Regions from separate parts of the Mus musculus genome. Here regions 1 and 3 are each linked to region 2. A link is a loop called in an ENCODE intact Hi-C map of the cell type or tissue named here. Cell type or tissue: heart. All regions are shown on one strand.

Region 1 (2,500 bases), 63 kb after region 2:
TTCAGGCAGTTTGTAATCTTGAATCTACACGGGTAGCCAGGTGTCACGTGTGGATACTTCTATTTAATTAAATATGAGCAAACATTAATGGCTCAGTCCCACCCGCACGTCTCAGGAACTCAGTGGTCACCCATACCATGGGCTGGCATACTAGGGAAAGCAGGGCAGGACAAGGCATAGTCACGGCAAGCTCTCCCGATGGCCCTGGTCTAAATGGGCTCCAGGGTAATGGTCAAAGTCAAGACAAAACGAAACAGACTTAACCTTTAGGAACACAGCTGCAGGAAATTGATCATTAACCCGAAGCGCTCACACACTAGATGATGAATTTAGTCAACTTTGTGGGAGCAAAAGTTCCGTCTACTCATCTCACCTCACAAAGGCAGCAGCTGACAGCACAAAAATCACACAGGCCCGACTTCGCTTCAGCAAAATTTTATCAGGAACCAAACTGTGAATGTTATATGGTCCTCATAGGTCAAAGGAATAGCTGCCTCCACTTAAAAATGAACGAGCCTGTCTCATCCTACCATAATCCTCAAACAGGCAGCTGTATGCTGGGCCCACAGGTAGGCCTGTGGCCTGCTGACCACTACGTTGTCCTGGAAACATTCTGATGACCACAGTGGGCTGCAGATGGGGGAGTGGTGGAGTCTGGGCACACCAATTTAATACCCTGGCTAATTCCCCGTGTGAGTCCTACACTTAGCCAACACTGATCAGCATTGGAGGGAAGGACTTTCGTCAGCACAGGCAGTCCTCGGCATTCACAGACTCCAAATTTAGAAATCTGTCCACTCTCTCAAATGCATTTGTAACTCTAAAATCAACACTTGAGGCTGTTGTCTGATCGTTCTGTGGCTTAAGACAAGAAAACGTGGGTCTTCCAACACACATGTTTCTTGCTGAGGTGTGACAGGGAACTCACTGTTTCTAGCTTCAGCTTTTATGATGTTGTGTCTGTCTCATGGCCTGCGGCCTAAGGACCCCATAGGATAGATAGCTATGCAGCTAACACATTTGTGGACCTCAGCATCATGTCTGGATGTCAAAGCCTGGGCGTTACCTCTAGTCCGAGTGTGATTTATACACTCTGGTTGGTGATTTTGCTGGTGTTTAAAAGGAATCCCCAGAGTGGAGATCTGCAGAGTTGGCTGTGTGTGAGTATTTGTGTCCCTCACCCCTTAAAACACCCGTATTGAAACCCAATCACTAGTTAGGTCCCAAAGACAGACCCCTCCTCATGAATGTAATGTGTTATAAAAGCAACTACCAGTAGAGGGCAGCACTAGATGACACCATTCGTACCTATAAGACCTTGCCAGACACACAATCACCTGGTGCCTTGACCTTGACCTTTCTGCCTCCAAACTGTGGGACATAAATTTCTGTTCATTATGAGTCTTCTGGGTTATGGTTTTGTTTTAGAACAGTGTCTAAGTAGAAGGCCATGATGTCCTAGAGAGAAAAAAAGGAGGCAGGCCACAGTAAGAGACAGGGAGATGGGTGTGTTGATAAAGGTGACTCGGGGCTATGAAGGAAAAATTTGTGTGAAAATCCAAGCCCAACCAACCAAACCAAACAAAACAAAAACTATCTCAAATAATGAGACTTTAATGACATTTTAAAAAGATTCACTAGACAAACTGTTCCCTCCCCCCTCTGTCTTGTAAATTGCATTTTAGGTTTATTGAGACAGGCTAAAACTAGGTTAAATGTTGGATTATTTCATGATGTTATGTTTCTGTAATTCCATGGTTCCGATTTCCCACATAGAAGGGCTGTTGACTAGAATATAGCATAGAGAACTATTAAAACAAAACTTCACTTAGAGTTAATTTACTTGTGAATTCACAAACTGTTATCCAAAGAGGGACGCACCTTGGCCTAACAGTAGCAGGACCCCAATGGAGACTGATCGGACGAGCATTTTTCCCCCTTGCTCCAAATGGTTAAGACAGATGGGAGAGCATCTGAGTGGCACTAAGCCCCAGTGAAATGTAAATATCCACGGCACAGACCACCCAGGGTTTGCCTGGAGACCTTTGTTTAGCTACAGAGTATGATTTTCAGTTGCAAACACTGCATAATGTACTGGTGCTATCTTCTGGAAATTCGTCCTGTGGGGTGGTCCAGCAGGGGAAGTTATCTGGAAACGGAAAAGGATGTTGGGAGATGATGCAGCTGAGAGCCAAGGCCCGGCCAGAGCCAAAAAAAAAAAAAAAAAAGTCAAGTTCATTTAGCAAAATGCTAACTAGGAAGTCGGTGTGTCTTTGGGACACACACTCGAACACTCATCCCTTTCTTAACCGTCCCCTTCTTTTCCTAATTAGCTCCTCCTGGCCAGGTGCCATCTTTCATTGATTACAGAAAGCAATCTCCACTTTGTCGCTCTTTATCACAGCCTTGGCTCCCTCCCAAGTATTTTTTAAAGATGACAGCACTTGACAACATTTACTATGTGCCCGACCTTCTTTATTTTTCATTATCCTAAGCACTT
Region 2 (2,500 bases):
AAGTTTTTTTATCCCTTTCTTTTGTTGTTTACCCAGTGCTACCCCTCACTGTGGCTGGAGCCTGTTTCTTAGGGACTTTTCTGAATGAGCATACAGATTTCTGCAAGCAGTTGCTCTTAAAAAGACCTTTTTTGGGTTGCATGCCTTCCTTTAATCCCAGCACTAGGAAGGCAGAGTCAGGTAGATCTATGTGAGTGTGAGGCCAGCCTGATCTACAAAGTGAGTTCCAGGATAGACAAGGCTACACAGAGAAGCCCTGTCTCAAACAAAACAAAACAAACAAACATGAAGGAAAAAGTGCTCTCCTGTCACAACGGAGCACCTGCACACAGGAACTCACAGCAACTGTGACAGCATGCACCAGGGTCCCACAAGCTCTAGCCAGACAAGAACCCCAGCATAGAGGACAGAAGGTGGACATGGCATCCCACTGCTGGCTGACAAGCGATTGGCATTTGGTAGGTGCTGGGAGAGGGAGAGTCAGACTTCCTCAGCCTCAGTCACATGATGTGGAGATGAGACAGAGTGATTTATCGGCTTTGCTCCAGCTCAAGTGCTTCATGGCTTAAGAATACAGTTCTCCTAAACCAGCAGGGTTGGTTTCCCCACTTCCCCATATTCTCTGGTCATCTAGCAGACTCTCTGTGGGAGGGCAAAGCCCCTTCCTGCCTATCTTGCATTTCACTGTAACACCTTCCCCAGCCTCCAGATGGGGGACCCAGTAAATAGCAGGCTGGAAAACAGAATGCCCTCTGGCACAGAGTCTGGAAGGTCAAAGCATAGCCCTGTATAAGAGTTAGTTTCTGGCCGGGCAATGGACGTGCATGCCTTTAATCCCAGCATTTGGGAGGCAGAGGCAAGTGGATTTTTGAGTTTGGGGCCAGCCTGGTCTATAGAGTGAGTTCCAGGACAGCCAGGGCTATAAAGAGAAACCCTGTCTCGGGGAAAAAAAAAAAAACAAAACACCAAAAAACCAAAACCCAAACAAACAAACAAACAAAAAGAGTTCGTTTCTGACCTCTTAAAGGGGCTGAGAGCAGAGTGGCTTTACTTTGCAAGGAGAACCTCTTGTGTGAATCAAGTCACAGGAGCCCCTGGGTCAATCCAGACCACAAGGCTGCATTTCAGAAAATAACACATGCTTTCAGACATCAGACACCTTTAGGTAGGACCGATTTAGAGACAGATGGCTCCTTTCTAAGGCCAAACCATTGTGTTCTATTATGGTGGGAGGTCCCATCACAGTCCCCACTGTGACATGTTTGTTTCTTTAAGGTTTCTCTCCTCTTACCCAACCCCACCTACTTCCTCCACAGACTTCCTCCTATCCCCCCTCTCCACACCCTCCCCCAGCTTTGCACTCCACTGCATTAGATAATTTCCTTTCTTTTCTGAAGTCTACCCAGATTTCCCTCCCTCCCCCCATTGCCAACAACTGACTAAGGAAGAGAGGCTGAGCACACGGTATTGGCCTTTAATGAGTTTACCATAACCACGTTATAAGGGGGAAAGAACCAAAAGCTTCCCTTTAATAAGGATGTAAGACTTCCTCTGACAAATCTGAAGAGTACATTAATTAATTGATAGCTATCCACAAAAATGGCATCTCCGAGGTCTCTTCTGTGAGCTGATGAATTCTGGTCACACAGAAGCTTCACCAAGAAATAGAGTAAAGGTAACGGACAGGATTCAGTCGCCTGCTTCCCCGAGGCAGAGCAGGGCACACACATCAAAGGGTCCTTTCAGAAAGGACACTAATGAGTTCTAGCACACTTGGACCTTTGCTGCCCAGCTCCAGACAAAAGTAGAGGGAGCCTCTTCTTGCTGATGAGGAGATTAACAATTACAAATCAAAAGCATTTCTGCGCTGCGAGCAGGGACCCTTTCCACGGCTCTTTCCAGGATGAGTGAAGGAAGGAGCCCGAATCGTTCAAATTACAAAATAATTGAGAGAAAAGAAAGAATAGAAAAAACAGTAGGTGTCTGAGGCTGACGGTGACCTGGAATGACACACTCCAGTAATCACTGAAGTGCTGAAGAAAATCAGAAAACCAGCCCTTTCAGTCTCTTAAAGAAGCCAAGACGTTTCTTACACGTATCAAGATAACCTTCCAAAAGACGGGCGTGAAGAGCTGTCTCTGTTAGGATATTGTTCCAGACCTTACCCTACAGGAGTTAGCAAGTAGCAATTCCTTGAAAACGTGGTGAGATAAACATGCCTTGTTAGTTCTGTTTCTTAACAGTTGGTTTCTGAGATGCTCGGCTTACAGGAACCTCCCCCCATATAACATTAAAACCCGTCCAACATTTTGCTCAAGATGCTCCAGGACACTGCCTGCCTGCCATCTCATGGTCAGAGACATTCCTCTTACCTCCAATCCATGATTGAGACTCATTTAAAGGGACTGGCGAGGAGGCACAGGACTCAGGACACATGTATTCAGCACTGTGGGGTGTGCGTGCCTGCGTCCTCTAACTCCAAACCGGTAGAAGTGAGGAC
Region 3 (2,500 bases), 51 kb after region 2:
AAAGGGCAGGGCTGTGATGGAATGAAATGTGTGTTTTGATTTTTTTTTTAAATGATGTAAAACAGGGAAATGAAATTCTCAAAGAAGCAGGGTTTATGGCACTACACAGGCGGGCCTGAGTAGGTGGATAAACAGGGGCAGCTGTTCTGAGAGGGAGGCCAGGGGCTGTGTGGGGTTCTGGCAGTAAGACCGAGCCACGCGTGAAGAGGACTTCAAGAAGGAAAGGCAGAAGATGGGAAGGCTGACTTCTTACCCCTGGAGCAGTGCTGTGAGTGTGTGACTGAAGAGAGACGCTGGTGAGAAGCTTAGGTGCCACCCACAAGCTCTAGCAAACCTAGGCCAAAATCCCACTTTGGTCTTCATATGCCTCATCACCTGAGGGAATTACTTCACCCCCATCAAGGCTCTGCCTTGCTATCTATGAAATACAGAGGGAAATTCCTCCTCCCTAAGACTGTTCATGAAGAGCATGTGCAGACTCGGAGGGACAGCCCCGGGGGAAATGACAGGCTGTCAGTAAAGGGCCCGGGGATCACCAGTCCACTACTTTAGCTGCTTCTGCAGGGACTGGGCTTTGGCTTATCGCTTCTTATTGGGGCAGAAGCCACAAAAGGAAGATGGAAGCAGGTTACTCGCAAATTCTGGCTTGATCTTTACCCTGGAGGCAGAGGTCTGAACTTCTTTTCTCACGTTGGGAAGGCAATCTGCTGGGCTATCGAGAAATTTCCAACAAGAATCCACCAAAATGGAAGCCAACTCAAGCAGAGAGGCGAGGACACAAGCCCCACGTGTCTGCGTGTACCATGGAAAGTTGCGATGAGGAGGGAGCAGGGAGTTTATGCTGTGTCACCAGCCTTTGAGAAGATGACATGAGGACAATAATGAGGTCCCCTTCTAGATAGCCGAAGGTCTCATCAGGTGGTTTAGTTGCCAGAAGCTTCCATCATCCTTCCTGATGTTCCCTTCTTAGTCTCCCCTCTCCTCAACTCCTCACTCTGGAAGGAATCTTGAATAGCACAAACCAGTTAGCACATCAGTGGCCCCGGACATAAGGCAATCCATCAGAGAGAATGTAAGGCCTATCACTTAGAATTCTGGGAGACCGGTCGATTTACTCTCTCTTCCCTGTTTAGGAACAAGTTACTACCGTGTTCGTGCTGTTATACAGGAGGACGATCTGGTCACAGCGATCACCTGCAGGAAATGCAAAGCAAAGGCAATCGGGGGACCGTTGTCAGCCTCTTGATCAAACTTTGTCTGAAGTAAGCAACTCAGTTTCGTGAGCCAATAACTATCTCTTACTGCTGAAGTCAGTGTAAACCATAGTTGCCTTCACTTTCAAAATCCCCAGAAGCTCCAGACAGTGCCCCCTCCCCCCAAACTCCACCCTTTCCTCAAAACGATCACATTTCCTGAAAACAAATGCTATTTCCCAGGACACAGAATAGACCTTGGCTTGCTGTCCTCAGGTTCTGTAGCAGAAGGGTAAAGGCCCATTTTTTGGTAGCTCTCCACCTTCTTCTCTGAGTACAATGTTTGTTCGTGACCACGTCCCTCCATCACGACAGCGCTTCGATGACAACTTACTGTCTACCGGGTTGAACTGAGGTGGAGTTCTTACAGCTTTGAAAACCAGGCAACCTCCATGTCATCCTGATGTCAAAGAGCGCATGTGTGGGTGAGCAGCCGAGGGCATCAAGGCGAGGCAGTCTAGGAGAATGTGAGCGTGTATGAGTGTGTGTAGCAGTGTGCAAGTCAGTGGGAATGCGTGTAGCACAGGAGGAGTCTGAGAGTTCCAGAGCATGTCCAGTGTACTCACCCTGTGAGGCAGTAGCCTCTGAGAAAATGCTGCCCCTAGGAGCAGACCACCAAACACATGCCCAAGAGAAAGGAAGCAGGTAGGGCCTAGAAATGACCATGGAGAAGCAACGCAGCATGCTATTTCTACCCACAAGACGTGCTGTCTTCTTTTTGCAGTGCTGAGAATAAAACTCAGGACATCACCCATGTCAGGTAAATATCCTACCACTGAGGTACACCTCAGAGGCACCCTCTTTTAATGAGCAATGCTTGAAAGGTCATTGAAGGGAGCAGGGTGGAGAGGAACTGTTTTTTTGTTTTTGTTTTTGTTTTTGCTGCTGCTACTGTGTGCTCACTTTTAAGTTGTAATGGAAAGCACTGATGTTTGGAATCCTGTAATCAGCCTTCTAGAAAGGGAGCCAGGGTTCCCAGGAATCGCCTAGGTTGGATTCACAAATCTTGCAGACTGACCCACCCTTCCACCCTCCCACCCTCCCAGTGACAGCTGAAGATACCCTGACAGATTGACAAGGGAACACTGTCATTGTCTCTCAGCAATGCTGCATATCATTCATCTCTCAGTGGTGCTACATGGTGGCGACAGCTCAGGGCTCTCAGAAGTTCAATTTAAATCCAAAGCCACCACACAAGCTGTCCACATTTCCTGGCTTTTTGTTTGTTTTTTTTTTTTATTTGTTTT

The links. Hi-C counts contacts between places; a loop is a spot of excess contacts. Peaks named below come from ENCODE experiments on the same cell type or tissue, not always from the same donor. Only the 100,000 strongest peaks of a DNase experiment are listed, where the experiment ranks them.
Region 1: it touches region 2 in a loop (4-fold over the local background); 5 of 42 quality-filtered maps call a loop at or near these places.
Region 3: a loop joins it to region 2, with 3 times the contacts of the local background. A loop is called at or near these places in 5 of 42 quality-filtered maps.

The regions. Positions count from the first base shown.
Region 1 is chr6:97,519,485-97,521,984 of GRCm38, forward strand. All of the region lies in intron 1 of Gm46970 (a long non-coding RNA gene), which reads left to right. It also overlaps a transcript of Frmd4b not described here. Among named protein-coding and RNA genes, the nearest start is that of Gm46970, 25 kb to the left of the region's middle. In heart, a CTCF peak has its summit at 1,264 (motif pointing right); a DNase peak (open chromatin) is centred at 2,177.
Region 2 is chr6:97,456,822-97,459,321 of GRCm38, forward strand. The region is part of intron 1 of Frmd4b (FERM domain containing 4B); the gene reads right to left. Among named protein-coding and RNA genes, the nearest start is that of Frmd4b, 30 kb to the right of the region's middle. In heart, no CTCF peak of the experiment used is centred here; DNase peaks (open chromatin) are centred at 580, 1,360 and 2,470; H3K4me3 peaks cover 1,477 bases; H3K27ac peaks cover 2,500 bases.
Region 3 is chr6:97,508,230-97,510,729 of GRCm38, forward strand. Gm46970 (a long non-coding RNA gene) reads left to right here. Exons shown (of 5, transcript XR_003956336.1): 1 at 1-2,500. It also overlaps a transcript of Frmd4b not described here. Among named protein-coding and RNA genes, the nearest start is that of Gm46970, 13 kb to the left of the region's middle. In heart, no CTCF peak of the experiment used is centred here; a DNase peak (open chromatin) is centred at 1,392; H3K27ac peaks cover 609 bases.